Linked DNA regions of Homo sapiens: region 2 is linked to region 1. A link is an interaction called in ENCODE POLR2A ChIA-PET data of the cell type or tissue named here. Cell type or tissue: K562. All regions are shown on one strand. Each heading gives the region's core, and the rest is flanking DNA. Links, peaks and the distances in the headings are about the cores only.

Region 1 (5,381 bases), core at 237-5,236:
ACCTTACTCTTTTTGGTATTATTTTCTCCACTCTGACCTTCATGGTAACTGACTGTTTTCTGCTGTGTTTATTTCTTGCTGTTTTTCATTTGTTTTTTTGTTTCCATAATGCTTTTACTTTTCCCCTTAGGCATTTTTCCTTCATTTTGTGAGCTTTCTTTGCATCTCCTTTTTAAAAATCTCATCATCTTTTCTTTCACTTCCTATATCATGGAGTCCATTCTCTTTAAATTATTTAGAACATTCTGGTAAGGTTTTATCTAAAATGTTCTTATGTTTCCTGGAGTAATTCATTTTCTAACAGGTATTCATTGTCTCTCTCTCTTTTTTTTTTTTTTTAACTTTTATGCCCCTTTCCTTCCATTTTTTGGTAGCACCTATAACTGGGTCCCAAGATGGATATATTCTGTAAATCCTTTACCTTTGAATAGGCTGGTTGTTTGTCTAAGAATAGTGTGAGTTGGCATATTAGTTACCTATATTGCCATCATAAATTACCACTGACTTGGTGGCTTAAAACAACACAAATTTATTGTCTTCAAATTCTGTAGTTCTAAAAATCATGGCACTGCCAGGGCTGCATTCCTTCCTGGAGGCTCTAGGGCAAAATCCGTTTCCTTGCCTCTTCCACCTTCTAGAGGCTTCCACATTCCTTGGCTCACAACCCCTCCCACCATCTTCAGAGGCCGTAGTGCAACTCCCATCCTTCCTCTGTACTCATGTCTCCCTGAGACCAGCGCCGGGAAAGGGTCTCAGATTTTAAGGAGCCATGTGATTAGATTGGGCCTACCCAGATAACCTGAGATAATCTTACCATATCAACACAGTCCTTAACTTAATCCAATCTGCAAAGTTCCTTGTTCCTGGTAAGATAACCTATTCACAGAATCTGGGAATTAAGAGGTGAACATCTTGGAGTTGGGGGCAGGCATTATTCTGCCTTTCCCAAAGTTAGAATCTCCTCAACTCTGAATTATATCCCTAGAGTTTGGGCTACAGAGCTTCCCATTGGAAGACTGAAACCTGTTTAGGCCCAGGGCAGCGGGGATCTGATAGTGTTAACCTGAGCATCCTGTTTTACTGCCGTTATTCCTGTGAAATTCCAGGGACCAAAGTACCCAAAGGCTAAGTGTCCACCCTCTGTTCTTCCTAACATAGTTAATGCCACAGACGTGGTTAATGTCACAGCATCAGTTGCATAGCTTCTGTTTTTGTTTTTTTTTTTGAGACGGAATTTCGCTCTTGTTGCCCAGGCTGGAGTGCAATGGCACGATCTTGGCTCACTACAACCTCCGCCTTCCGGATTCAAGTGATTCTCCTGCCTCAGCCTCCCAAGTAGCTAGGATTACAGGCGCGTGCCACCATGCCCAGCTAATTTTGTATTTTTAGTAGAGACGGGGTTTCACCATGTTGGTCAGGCTGGTGTCAAACTCCTGACCTCAGGTGATCCACCCGCCCTGGGCTCCCAAAGTGTTGGGATTACAGGCGTGAGCCACTGCTCCCAGCCTGCATAGCTTCTTTGTGAGCGCATCAGCTATGTGAAGATGAAACGCACTGGGGAAAATGCAGAACAATCACTTTAAAGAAGGCAGGGGCAGGGTGTCATTAACAGGTCAGGGGAGAGAATCCTGTGCTGGTTTTCTGAAGCCTGGGGGGAAAAATGACTGTTTTACTTACCGAGCCCAAGCACCAGTACTACAGGACCAACACAGGGAGGAAAAGCACACAGGAGGAATATTCAAGAACCGATTTGATTTAGGGCAGGGTTGCAAGGAAACACTCTTCCGTTCACCACGGAGTGAAAATCACGTTCTAAAGACTTAGTAAAGAATGCCAATTTAATTTATTTGACCCTAGGGCGAAGGACAGGCAGGAACAAAAAATCTTGATTTACAATGTAGATTTAATCATATGCTGCTGTTGATCATCCTTTCGTAGTCATTGAAGGTATATTTTCCTTCCTCCTTTCTCATCTCTGTCTCTTCCATCTCCAGCACCTTAGCTTTCAGTTAAACATTTTTATGATTAACTCAGAAAGTAATCTTAGCCGTAAACCTTCAAGTTCAGATACAGGCTAAGAAAGAGAGAAATATTCTAAAATGAATCCACCTAGCACCAGGATGACTATCAGGACTGTAATTCTGGTTCGGTTGTGATGCCAATTATAAAACACTCTAGCTGTGGTGTTGCTGTTTTTGACACCAGGAGGAAATCTTGACAGAATTATAGCCTAGAAATCAATCTGGGAATACGATACAGAAATCTATAATTCAGATATGAAAATCTACAAAGGCTCTTTTTTTAAGGAAGGTTCAATGAAATTAGATTAAAATAAATTTACATATATATCAATTTTATTATTAAAATATATTCACACTAGTAAATAGAGTTATCGGGGAAGGGTAAGCTACTCAGTGTATTGGACACAAAAATAGACCTCTTTGGCTTATCAGAAAACAAAGCTATTGTCTCCTTGTCAAATATAAATCTCTTCTTAGAGCTAATAAATGGGTAGTGTTCAAATGCAATGTTTTGTCTGACTCCTACCTCATAAACCCATGGCACATAATACTAAATTATATTCCACTGAGCAGTATCAATCTCTTGATTCCAACATCATACAGTAAGGGAAACAAACCAAGTAATTGATCTGTCGAAAAGAAGGAAAAAAAGTTATTTCAGAACAAATAAAATGGGCTATAAAGTTTGTTAAAACGTAATAATAATAGTAAAAAAAAAGAAAGAAAGAAAGAAACAAAGAAAGAACTATGTTCATGGCTGCATCCAGAAACCTGCCCTCTGCCTGGCTGTAAAATAATTCATTTCATGCTGCAAGCTTGTAGCACAGTATTTTCTTTTAAAATTAATGCTTACTACAGAGAAAGAGTATAGGATTCTGATTGATGTTGGGAAGTTTGCCGTGTATGAGACCCACTGTTTTTTTGCATCCTCCTTTCCCTCCGTGCTGCAAGGAGGGAGGGGGCAGGGCAAGCTGTGACCTTAACCCTCCCCCACAAGGTCTTGGTCATGCTATCTCAGAAATCCCCGGAAAAGGATGTAAAAGGAGGGTTCTAGATGAGTCAGTGGCAATGACATTCAGCAAAATGGTAGCAGGGAGTTTTAATCTTGGTGTTGTTTTCTGGAGTATCTTTTTCTCTCTTCATTGGACTGCATTTTAGGACTCTCAGGAAACCACCCAAGAATGAGATTTCTGATTAGCTCATTTGGGTGCCAGGTCATTTTGTGCAAACTGGAAACTGCTATATAGGTTCCTTTGAGGATGTGGTGGTTTCTGAATTTTTATGTATTATTGTTGTTTAAATAAGATGGGTATGTGTGTCCCACATCCAGAGGAGCCCAGAGGGTTTCAGTTGTCCCTGGAAAGGCAGTGACAGGTCTCTTCTCATTGCATATGGCTCCCCGTTGGTGCTGGGTTTGTAGTTGTTGTTGTTGGCTTTTGCTAAACAGACCTTCCACACAGACATTTCCTCCAGAAAGCCAGAGAGAACAGAGCTGCCGAGGGGAGGGAGGCTGGCAGACACCCACCCCCAGGCACAAGGGGCTGTCACTTCCGCACTCAGCGCAGTCTGCTGGGGCCAAGCCTGTCCCCTCAGGTCTGGAAGCTTTCTTCTTAGATTTCCGAGGACAAAACTGCCATGGCTTTGCACAGGGCATCTCTGCTCTGCCTTTCTCAACTTCCTCTCTGCTTTTCTCTTTCTCCTTCTTCATCTTTCAGTTCATTCTCCTTTTATTCTCTGACTGCCGTGAAACAGCCCCTCCCACTTTGTTCCCAGATCACGTCCATTGAGGACACTTCTTCCCTTTCCCTCCTCCTTCTCTCTTCTGCCCCCTCCTCCTTCATAATCAGCATTATCTTGACAACAAGAGTAATAATGATGATATCTGGTCTTTACTGAGTGCTGATTATGCAGTTGTTTCCTATGTGATTCCATCCATTCAACAGCCCAGTAAAGGAGGTTTGCTCAGGTAAAAGGCAGTCAGCGTTAGAGAAGCCATGTCCTTGCTCCAGGCCACATAGCCAGGTAAGATCCATGGAAGGGGCCAGCCCTGAACCCAACTCTTTGCTCTGAACTGTTAAATTCTATCCTTTATGCAATGGGATTGCATTTATCCTTCTCTGTTGGCTAGCTGGTTTGAAGAAGACACATTTAACGTCAATTTCCTTATCTGTTAAATGGGACAATAATCTCTACTCTTTTAACCTCACAGCACTACTGCTCTGGAGAGTAGATGGAGGATGTGTGCATGTGGTTGATAGCTTGAAAGAGCTGTACGGATACTGTGAATGGCTATGACCTGCTCTGCACGTGAGTGCCCAGAGTACCTCCTGTCAGGGCCGACTCTTATTCAAATGTGTAGGGGAGAGTTTGTCTTCTCGCCTGTTCTCACATAACAAGTTACACGCTAAGCCGCGCATGGTGGTGCACACCTGTAGTTCCAGCTACTTGGGAGGCTGAGGTAGGAGGATTGCTTGAGCCCAGGAATCAGAGGCTGCAGTGAGCTATGATCGTGCCCCTGCACTCCAGCCTGGGTGACAGAAGGAGACCTTGTCTCTCCGAAAATGAATAAATACATAAATAAATAAAGCACACACAGCCCCCAAATAGGATGCTACAGATTTGTCTATATGTTAAGAAGTGTAAACACATTTACTATGACACTTCCCCATGTGACGCTGAATTCCTGCTCAATACAAAGAGGCTAAGATGGCAAATATTGAAGGGATGACCCTCAAAGAGTATTTGCTGCATCTACTCACTATGGGTTGGTACAAATAATTTTAAAAATATTTTTTCTCTAATGGTGACCTGCTTGCTTTCCTTATCTATGGAAGACATTTTAAAGACACTCATTGGCTTGGAAGTGGGGAAGGTAGCCTGTTCTTCTCATTGGCTTGGAAGTGGGGAAGGTAGCCTGTTCTTCTGGTAACACATGCGGCGAATGACCCCAAAATAGTCAAAGACAAAATTGCCCTTTTGTTCAGGACCCCATCGAGCCAAGAAAACTGGAAATTTTTTTTTTTTCAATTCAAACTGAAGCAAACTGGAAATTTTTAATCAGGGCATTTACCAATGTTTATAAAATTATTCTGCTAAATGTGGTTTTGATTTTTTTGTTTCAATTATGTCCAATTTTAAACGATGGAATATGGTGGTACATTATGAAATTAAAAACCAGATTGGCATATAGTTTATAGGCCAGAGCTCCCTAATTTGATGTAATTTATTTCCGTATGACAATTTCTTTTGGGGGACAACACATTGAAACCCTTGGATAATGACTTTGTCATTTCTAACATGGTCCAAAGTGAGAAGGATGCTGTAATTTCTTAAGAGGACAGCAGTAGGACCAAAGAAAAA
Region 2 (5,381 bases), core at 189-5,188, 55 kb before region 1:
ATCAAGATAAGGGTACACATCAGCTGGGCGTGGTGGCTCACGCCTGTAATCCCAGCACCGTGGGAGGCCTAGGCGGGTGGATCTTTTGAGGTCAGGAGTTCGAGACCAGCCTGGCCAACATGGTGAAACCTCATCTCTAGTAAAAATACAAAAATTAGCCAGGTGTGGTGGTGGGCGCCTGTAATCCTAACTACTTAGGAGGCTGAGGCAGGAGAATCGCTTGAACCCAGGAGGCAGAGTTGCAATGAGCCGAGATCACACCACTGCACTCTCCATCTGGGCGACAGTTGGAGACTCGGTCTCAACAAAAAAATAAAAAAATAATAAGGTACACAGAATGCTCAGCTAGCATTTACTGGCCCCTGATATGTGCCGAACACCACGTCACACTGTGATGCATTTTCCCATTGAACCTGCATGACTGTCCTATGATGTTTTCAACAGCTAAGACTTCTGGGGCACCTGCTGTGCACCAGCAAATGTTCTAGGTGGCTCAGAACAGAGGGCTGACAGGAACAGGCAGGTTCTAAGAGCTGCTGTCATTCTACGGATGAGGCCGTAGCACAGGAGCCCCACCCACTGACCCAAAGGAGGGATAAATACATTACCTAGAAGAAAAACTGACCTTCTAGAAATGCATCAGGTTCAAAATGTCTGCTTCTGCATAATCTTCCTCCTGGAGCTACAGTAAGAATGCCATCATCAGATGCAACACCTGGACCATTCTGAACCTTGACCATGTCCGCAGATCCCTGGAGTCAGGTCTCTGATGCACTTGGGAAGCAAGGTCAGGCCCCCAGCCCCAAAAGTGACTGTACTGGCCGGGGGTGTTTCCTTTACTGAACATGAAATGCAAAATTCTATTTTGTGTTCCCAGGTTGACTCCTCTTAGATCTCATGTAATATCATGGAAACTTGGTTCTTTCACTGTAAAGGGGGAGCGGACGTAGCACACTTTTGACTGTGGAGCCAAAAGTTTAGAATTTACATGGTGGGTTTCTATAGTCTTTTTTCCTCCTCTTTGGTCTTAGATTTATGCTTCCCTGCCCATAACATGAGTCAGTATTTTATAGTGGAAACAGTAACGGAGTGGAGGAGCTAGATGCTGGTCCACAGAACCACCAGCTGTTTGTTTTATTTCTCCTTGTGGTGTCATTGGGCTGGCATTAATTACACCACTTTCATCCCACTGACAGTAGGAACACAGGATTTTCTTGCCATTGTTTTGACACTCACGGGTTTATAGATGTCACTTGCCTCCTCCAAGGAGTGCGGTTTTATTGATCCACAGCTCTGCTGAGGCCCTGGCTGTGTGTTCCTCAAATACAGATGCAGTTAGCTTTGCAGGGGATTGGAAGTGGAGGTCTGAGTTCCACTCAGGAAACGTATGGCCCGCATCACGGCGAGGCAGGGCTTCTGAGGGCTTGGTGAGGTGCCGGGCACAGCACAGTGAGCACACCTCCTGTGCCCCCTTATTTGTGGGTGTTTCTGTAAGAGACCCTGATGCTGAGGCGTGGTTGGTTGGTTGGTGTGATATGGGCTTCTTAAGGGCACGTGTGGATCATGTGTCTGCATACAGAGCCGTAGCACTCCATGTGGACAGGAACGCGTGTTCCGATATGCTCTGTGGATGTGTGATGCCTCAGATCATCCCTCTCACTGCAGTAGAAGAGGAAAAAGAGATGATCAAATGCAGGACAGGGCCTGAGGTTTGAGCAGACGCAAGCAGACCTTGGAGCAGGAGAGAGTATTGAGAGGCACGGAGATGATGGGAACGGGACTGGACCCAGAAGTACTGACCACATCACTCTTCTCTTCGCAGGCTGAGCAGAGAGTCAGAGGTGCCACGTCTGCTCCCGAGAGCTAGCAGGGCACCCACAGCAGAAGGGCAGAGCAGAAGGGGGCCAACTCCTCATTCTTTCATTCTTTTTTTTTTTTTTTTTTTCGAGATGGAGTCTTGCTCTGTCACCCAGGCTGGAGTGCAGTGGCGCAATCTCAGCTCACTGCAACCTCTGCCTCCAAGATTCAAGCGATTCTCCTGCCTCAGTCTCCCGAGTAGCTGGGATTACAGGCGCCCGCCACCACGCCCAGATAATTTTTGTATATTTAGTAGAGATGGGGTTTCACCACGTTGGCCAGGATGGTCTCGATCTCTTGACCTCATGATCCGCCTACCTTGGCCTCCCAAAGTGCTGGGATTATAGGCGTGAACCACCACGCCTGGCCCGTTCTCCCATTCTTAGGCTGAGTTTGGTCTGTTTTTCAAATGAGTTGTCAACTATGAAAAGCCTGTGTATGCCAGGAGACATTTATTAAGCACCTGCTATCTGCCAGACGTTGTGCCACCACTTTAGGTACATCGTTGCCTGTAACCCTAAACGCTATGAAGTGTAGGTACTATTATCATCATTCCTGTTATACAGATAAGGAAACAGTCACATGGGCTTCCAGAGGACAGGCAAACTCCCCTCAGAGAGGGCAGCTGGCCAAGTGATGGCAAATGGCGTGAGCCCACCTTGGGGTGAATCCACAGTAGCTGTTAACTCACTAGACCCCCGCATTCTAATTGAAATGTGTCTGTCCCAGCTGGGCGTGGTGGTGCACCTGTAATCCCAGCACTTTGGGAGGCCAAGGCAGGAGGATGACTCGAGGCCAGAAGTTTGAGAGCAGCCTGGGCAATATAGCAAGACCCCAGTTTCAAAAAAAGAGAAATGTGTCTACCCCAAGTCCTCCTTAATTAAAGATCTTCCCTCAGTTCATACCTGGAATGCCAGTTGCTCCTGTTTCCCAGAGATTTGCCTTTTTAAACAATTTTTTTTAATATTAAGTTCTACAAACTTAAGTGGGACTCCTTGGAAGTAGGTAGAGAAAAAGAAGATCGTTCACCTTTCTCAAAATTATAATGATAAAACTAGTTAACTTTGGGTCATTTCTTTGTTGCCAGGCACTACACTTGTTTTGTTATTTGTTTTTTCAGAGATGGGGTCCCACTCTGTCACCCAGGCTGAAGTGCAGTGGCACAATTATAGCTCCCTGCAGCCTCGAACTCCCGGACTCAAGTGATCCTTCCACCTCAGCCTCCCAAGAAGCTGGGACTACAGGTGCATGTCACTATGCCTGGCTAACTTTTTGTTTTTTTTTGAGATGGAGTTTTGCTCTTGTTGCCCAGGCTAGAGTGCAGTGGCTCAATCTCAGCTCACCGCAACCTCCACCTTCCAGGTGCAAGCGATTCTCCTGCCTCAGCCTCCTGAGTAGCTGGGATTACAGGCATGCGCCACCATGTCTGGCTAATCTTGTATTTTTAGTAGAGACGGGGTTTCTCCATGTTGATCAGGCTGGTCTCGAACTCTCAACCTCAGGTGATCCACCCACCTCGGCCTCCCAAAGTGCTGGGATTACAGGCGTGAGCCACTGCGCCTGGCCTAATTTTTTATTTTTTTGTAGAAGCGGGGTCTCGCTGTGTTGTCCAGGCTGGTCTAGAACTCCTGGCCTCAAGCAATCCTCCCACCTTGGCCTCCTAAAGTGCTAGGATTATGGGCATGAGCCACGGTGCCTGGTCTGTTTGTTTATAATCCTCATTTAATTATTTCATCAACCGTGAGCTAGATTTTGATTATTCACATTGTGCAGAGGAGAATGAGGCCAGAGGGGATGAAGTGACTGGTTGAAAGTCACACATTGGCTGTGGCACAGGTCATCTGGTTCCAAAGCCACTGCTTTCCGCCGTTACAAGAAACTGATACTTTCCAGGGCTAATCTTGTTTCTAGACAGGTGGGTCTACACCACAGACATGGTCTAAAGTGTTTGAGGGGAATGGGCCCTGGATGCTGGGTTATCCGTGTCTGTTACTTTCATCTAAAGCACATTATGTCTGACTTGGAGAACTAAATGTGAACCTCCAAAGTGAGTTATCTCTGCAGGGGGCTATCTTGGGGCCAACCTCAGAGCTAGGGTAGACTGGTGCATCTGGGGACAGAACAATTTGTTCTTCAAACTGTGTCTTCTTCCATGGAGTGGCTTCAGGGGCACCATAGATACTTGATAGGAATTTAAATTTTTTTTAACTATTTAGGAACTAATAAAAACCCTCTTGAAGCCGGGCGCAGTGGCTCATGCCTGTAATCCCAGCACTTTGGGCAGCTAAGGCGGGTGGATCATGAGGTCAGGAGATCAAGACCATCCTGGCTAACACGGGGAAACCCCGTCTCTACTAAAAAATATAAAACATTAGCTGGGCGTAGTGGCATGCGCCTGTAGTCCCAGCTACTTGGGAGGCTGAGGCAGGAGAATCACTTGAACCCGGGAGGAGAAGGTCGCAGTGAGCCGAGATCATGCCGTTGCACTCCAGCAGTCTGGGCGACAGAGTGGGACTCTGTCTCAAAAAAAAAAAAAAAGGCACCTCTTGAATGCCTGCATTTGGGCTTTACCAGGTTTTCATATCCTAGAGATCATTGGCCTGTAGGCTGCACATCTAGGAGTAATGATATCCCCGCATCTGCACGTTTGTATAAAAATACCACGCATGTATCATTGATTATCAAGGGTGGAATTCAACTCTGTTTAGAAAAATCACTCCTGCATATTTCGGCGTTGTAAGAGCATAATCACTGTTAGGCTGCCCAGAAAAAGGTCAGGCAAAGCCCTGGGCACACCTCACCTTGATCAGGTGGAGGAATCAGAGCAAGTTAAGGGGTAACGGGTTCCTGCTACAGTCATACATGTGGAATGTGGAATACTAACGTTCCGTGTTCAGTGCATTCCACGTTCAGTGCTAACAGGGGTTGCATATTGTTTGGGATTCAACTTTGAGATAAAAATTCTTGCTAGTCATCTTTCAGGTGAGTTGAATATGGACGGCATCCTAGGGTTCTGTGGCAGGCTAAGGTTTTTATGTTTTTGTATAAACCAAAGTAACTGCTCCTGGGACAGTGTGATGTCAGATTTTTTTATGTTCATCAAGGTAGTCTCATTGTTCTCACCGATTGGCTTTAGAACATATCACTGTCCCAAACTGGATCTTTTAAGATGCATTTCCTTCCTGGCTGACAGAATCTCTCTCCTCTATGTTGGGAAACCACATTAGGCCGCGTTCAGCCTGCAGTGCCTCTTGTGAGGCTTGCCCTGGTTCAGACTTGGAACTGAGCGAAACTGATTTATCGAGTCCAAGTCTTCAGCCTCAGCTTGCCTCGTTGGGACTGCAGAGATTGAGCATGCAGCTCCAGGGAATGCCTCCGGTGGAGTCTGCAGTCGGAGCTGCGAGCCAGATCAGAGGCAGGACTGGGGAAAACACCCAGGGAGCCCCACGCTCTGGTCCTGGGAGGAGAGGGGAGGAGCGGAAAGGCAACGCATCAAAAAGGCAGAGGCCCAGAGGGCAACAGAG

The links. ChIA-PET counts read pairs that join two places held together with the same protein. Peaks named below come from ENCODE experiments on the same cell type or tissue, not always from the same donor. Only the 100,000 strongest peaks of a DNase experiment are listed, where the experiment ranks them.
Region 2: POLR2A ChIA-PET joins it to region 1 with 5 read pairs; 5 of 35 experiments call an interaction of 5 or more read pairs at or near these places.

Annotation. Positions count from the first base shown.
Region 1 is chr9:132,778,534-132,783,914 of GRCh38, reverse strand. The region is part of intron 11 of AK8 (adenylate kinase 8); the gene reads left to right. Among named protein-coding and RNA genes, the nearest start is that of AK8, 97 kb to the left of the region's middle. In K562, for the core only: no CTCF peak of the experiment used is centred there; a DNase peak (open chromatin) is centred at 3,024.
Region 2 is chr9:132,833,884-132,839,264 of GRCh38, reverse strand. All of the region lies in intron 5 of AK8 (adenylate kinase 8), which reads left to right. Among named protein-coding and RNA genes, the nearest start is that of AK8, 42 kb to the left of the region's middle. RefSeq lists a silencer at 3,335-3,497. In K562, for the core only: no CTCF peak of the experiment used is centred there; no DNase peak of the experiment used is centred there; H3K27me3 peaks cover 2,981 bases.